Linked DNA regions of Homo sapiens: region 1 is linked to region 2. The links are chromatin loops, found by intact Hi-C in ENCODE. Cell type or tissue: CD4-positive, alpha-beta T cell. All regions are shown on one strand.

The links. Peaks named below come from ENCODE experiments on the same cell type or tissue, not always from the same donor. Only the 100,000 strongest peaks of a DNase experiment are listed, where the experiment ranks them.
Region 1: a loop joins it to region 2, with 6 times the contacts of the local background. A loop is called at or near these places in 93 of 110 quality-filtered maps.

Annotation. Positions count from the first base shown.
Region 1 is chr12:89,528,488-89,530,987 of GRCh38, reverse strand. All of the region lies in intron 1 of POC1B-AS1 (POC1B antisense RNA 1), which reads right to left. Among named protein-coding and RNA genes, the nearest start is that of POC1B-GALNT4, 3.5 kb to the right of the region's middle. In CD4-positive, alpha-beta T cell, a CTCF peak has its summit at 1,036 (motif pointing right); a DNase peak (open chromatin) is centred at 1,057.
Region 2 is chr12:89,018,207-89,020,706 of GRCh38, reverse strand. LINC02458 (long intergenic non-protein coding RNA 2458) reads left to right here and starts at 1,015. Exons shown (of 3, transcript NR_038385.1): 1 at 1,015-1,154. In CD4-positive, alpha-beta T cell, CTCF peaks have their summits at 759 and 961 (motif pointing left); a DNase peak (open chromatin) is centred at 956; H3K4me3 peaks cover 346 bases.

The DNA.
Region 1 (2,500 bases), 510 kb before region 2:
AGTTAAGTGCTGATAGACACATAAACATGATGTAGATGTAAAGGCAGCAACATAAAATAGTGCTAAAAAGAACTCTAAGTTTCATACCATCAGGACCCAAAGGAAAAATAATGTTTTATTTTTATAAGGAGGAATAGGTTCAGAGAAAGATGATTTTACATGAACATATCTTCCCAAGTCCTGAGGTATGTTTCTTTGTGTAGAAGTTGGAGCAAGAGAGTAGCACAGGCATTCATGAGTACAGAAACCGCTCTAGCAAAGGCTCCAAAGGGTGGGTGTGTGTGGTTAACTGCAATGGCTTAAGGATTGGCCCAGGGGAGATGAGTGGTTAGATATAAAATAGGACTTGGTTTGAGGCATTTAAAAGTGAACTTAAAGTGCATTTTAAAGATCTATGGCATGATATGCCAGTGGTTCCCAAATGTTGATGCATATTATAATCACCTAGAAAGCTTGTTTGAAAACAGATTTCTAGTATTCACACTAGACCTTCTAAATCAAAACCTCTGGGGTGAGGCCTAAAAACATTTACTTTTAGCAAGATACCCTGGTGAATCTTATGTTATTTGTTGGTAAATGCAGGGTGGACAGGTGGAGGGGAGAAGTTTTGAAGTCAGAAAGCAAGTTGGTGGTTACTAAAATATTCTAGGAGGCAGAAGGCAGGGTCTGTGGAGTGACAGGAGCCATTAGACAGAAAGATAGGAAGATAAAATATATGATGAGGAGCATGCTTGTAATCCCAGCTACCTGGGAGGCTGCTGCAGGTGGATCACTTGAACTCAGGAGTTCAAGGCCAGCCTGGGCAGCCCATCATATATATTATATATATATATATGGTGAGGAGGTAGTTGATAGGACTTGGAGACTGAATGTTAACTTAAATGAATCATGCAGTTTTCAAAAATGTAATTCATTATTGATTCAAACCCATCTTGTACTTTTCCATGTGCTCTCCTATACTTTGGAGGAAGTGTATCAACAAGGGAGTTCCATTGCCTGTAAACAGGCTCAAAATATGTTCACTCCAAGTGCTATATAGTAAGGTGAACAGTAGATGGCACTTTTGTACTATGCTGAATTTCCAAATTTGAAGGCCAAGGAAGAACCAGTGCTAAAATAAAAATAACTCTTTATAATGCTCAAGTAAGTACATTCAATTTCTGTTTTAGGGGGAACTGTATAAGAAGGGCTAATTAGAGGTCAGTTTGTCCTAGCTAGTACCCGGCCTCCAGTAAAACCTTGTAGGTTTTTAAATACTGATCCTGCTTGTGGCTCCCACCCACATAAATGATTAGGTTGCAGTCCAGAGAGGTCTAAATAATCATTGTAGCAAGTGGAATTAGGCTTGAGGTTAGAAAAAACTTCCCCAACTTTGACCACATTTCCAATTGTCTACCTCTGAGCTTTTGCTATTTGCAAAGGTGAAGAAAAGCCGAAAAGAACAAAATCAAATACTATGGAAAAGAACAATGGGAAGGGCAGTTTAGAGTAATAAATGAGGACAGTGGAATGAAAATAAAGGAGATATTACTTTCATTTTGTAAAACTTATTATTATAAACCTTGGCAAGAATGCAATGTTTTATACATTTACATAACACTTGCAATCACACAAAAGTCATGACAGTGATTAAGAGAGTGGATTCTGGGCCAGGTGAGGTGGCTCACACCTGTAATCCCAGCACTTTGGGAGGCCGAGACAGGCGGATCACGAGGTTAGGATATTGAGACCATCCTGGCTAACACGGTGAAAACCAGTCTCTATTAAAAAAAAAATACAAAAAAAATTAGCCGGGCTTGGTGGCGGGCGCCTGTAGTCCCAGCTGCTCGGGAGGCTGAGGCAGGGGAATGGCGTGAACCTGGGAGGCGGAGCAGCTTGCAGTGAGCCGAGATCGCGCCACTGCATTCCAGTCTGGGCGACAGAGTGAGACTCCGTCTCAAAAAAAAAAAAAAAAAAGAGAGAGTGGATTCTGGAGGCAGACTGCGAGTGTCTAAAAATCTCAACTCTGCCACTTCCTAGTTAGCAGTGTGCCTTGGGCAAGTAACTTAATGTCTTTGCATATCAATTTACTCATCTATAAAACGGAAATGGTAATAATAGCACATCTCTAATAAGATCGTTATGATCACTAAATGTCAAAATTTGTAAGGTACTTAGAAAAGTCCTGGCATGTAGTGAAAACATAGGTAGGTATATTAGTCCGTTCTCACATTGCTATGAAGAACTACCTGCGACTGGGTAATTTACAAAAAAAGCGGGTTTAATTGGCTCATGGTTCTGCAGGCTGTACAGGAAGTATGGCTGGGGAGGCCACAGGAAACTTACAAACATGGTGGAAGGCAAAGGGGAAGAGAGCATGGCTGCTCCATGGCTGGAGCAGGAGGAAGAGAGCAAAGGGGGAAGTGCTACACACTTTTAAACAACCAGATCTCGTGATAACTCACTCAGAACAGCAAGGGAGAAATCCACCCCCATGATCCAATCACCTCCCACCAGCCCC
Region 2 (2,500 bases):
TTGCTGTGCACTGTCTCAGAGTATGATAGGACAATATTGGAGGTCCCAGATGTCTGCTCCTTCTGTCTCCAAGAGCCATCCTGGTCAACACCGTGTTGGCAGGTCAAAATATGTGCTGCTTGGCCATTTGCCCTTTTATGCATGATCCTGTAAATATCTGTAAGCCACCACTTACTTATCTACTCTCCCAATTATGAGCACCCAGGTTACCTCCAGTTGCTGGACACTACAAACCACACTGTCATCTTTGTGCATATATGCTTGCAAGCCTGTGTGAGGATTTATTTGAGATATATGCCCAGGAATGAAATGGCTGGATCATAGGTTATGTAGATACTTTATCTGCTTAAATAAGAACAGCAGCACCAATGTACACTTTCACATTACTCAACATCTTTACCTATGTGTCTCTGCATGCACAGGTATAAAGTCTGGAAAATTACAGTTTTGGCCTTACTCACACAACTTCCTGAAAATAATTTCTCAACCCTAGTCCCCATACATCATGAAAAGAGCCTTTCCTTATGACAATGTGGACTTGTGCTTCTTTGTCCCACCAGGTCCCTATCTATCTTTCTGCCTCCTCCCTATGCATGAAGCACCTCATCCTCAAATTTGGGGAGATCCTGTCCAATTTAAAAATTCTGCTACTCAATCATACTAAAATAGAAAGCTATGATTGATTTTGATGAGTATGACTATCTATTTGGGGTGGGAAGAAGAGATGAACATGGTTTGTTTTTTAGATGGTAAAAACAACTAAATAGAACACTAAGAGATGTGAGCAAGCACTAGAGTGGTGCCAAAATTGTTCTTCGCTCTGATCCCTCCGTTCAACAGATCTATAAAGCCCTTCCCAGTCTCTCTTCAGATGCCAGGGCTACGGGATTCCACTGGCTGTAGCACCTCATCGCCTGCTGTAGGCTCCATGACTCGTTTCCAGTCTGCCATCTTGTGGTCCTTCCTGTTGCTGCATTCATACTGGTTTACCGAGAGGGCAACAGTGGATTTAGTAGACTTCACGTAGCTTGCGTCGCTGCTCCTGTCTCCGTGTAACTCACAATAAAGAGATTTTGGCATCAACCGTGAGCTTAGGGGTAGAAGGGTATATGTTAGGAGGTGGGAGCAGAATCAATTCTTCAAATCTTAATGATGTAAGTCATAAAGATGTTTCCTCGAGCCACTGTTGATTCATTGTTAATGATTCATTGTTAATGATTCATTACTGCGTTTTCTGCAACACTAAGAAACCGTTGTTTCTACTAACTTTATAAAAAACATATAAGATAAAGAACAAGTGAAAATCCAGATTTTTTTAATGAGGTATGTATACCTTCGTGGAAAATTTGAAGACAGAGACAATGTTTTACTATTTTCATTTTTGCACCTACAGTTTCTAGCATAGGCTTGGCATCTTGTAAATATTCAATAAATGTTTGTTGAATGAGTGCGTTAATTGATTCTCCTACCAGTCTGAGCTATCAGTTATGTCTCTGTGGCTAGATGGACACCATGTCTTCCATCCCTGCCAAGAGTTCAACTGAATTCAAGTTTATAAATGGAAATGTGTGTGTATGAAGGAATTAAAACAATTCAGAAAATATAAAGTTTTAAAAACGACCTTTCCTAGACATAGTCATTGTTAATAACTGGGTATGTATCTTTCTAGACCTTTTCAATATTTCTATGTATTTACATATATAAATATACAAATCTATACACACATATAGATTTATTAAAACATAAAAGGGGTTTCTTTGGGAAATAGTTCTTGAATTTGCTTATTTTTCTTACAGTTAATACGTGTAGGAGATCATTCCATGTCCATATGTAGAAGTCTATAGCATTCTGTTTGGCAGATGGATAGCATTACATAGTATAAATGTCTCATAATGTTAAAATCATTTCCCCTTTAGTGGAAATCTTTGTTCTTACAATGTTTTCCTGTACAATTCTTGGCCATGAAACTTGGTACACAAATGTGTCTTTCTGTAGGTCAGTGTCCATGAAGTGGGGTTGCTGGTCAAAGTATATATTGTATTTAAAATTTTTCACGAATACTCCTAAATTTATTATGAATTGATACAAAGGCCTTGTCTCACGAATTAAGATTAATAAGAAATACGGAAATCATTATTACTTTTTAATTTTTAGGGATGTATTTGACATGATCCTAAATAATGTGGCTGGCTGAACTTCCTGTTTCCTAATCATTTGTATATCTTCTAGATACTTCTATATATGCTGGCTTGAAAAACTGGCACAGAGAAGCATAACTGGGCTTGGTTTTTCTTTTTCTCGTTTCTCCTATGGAGAATTCTAAGCAGCAGGTAGCACCCTGGAGCACTGTGTTTGAGCTCTGAGAGCGGTCCTTCTATGGATTCAACTGGTTCACAAAAGAAAACTTTTGCAGTATCAATATTTGATATATGTTTGACTTCATATTATTACATGACATTTCTTTTTGTCATGAAAAATGAATACTTATTTATTATAGAAA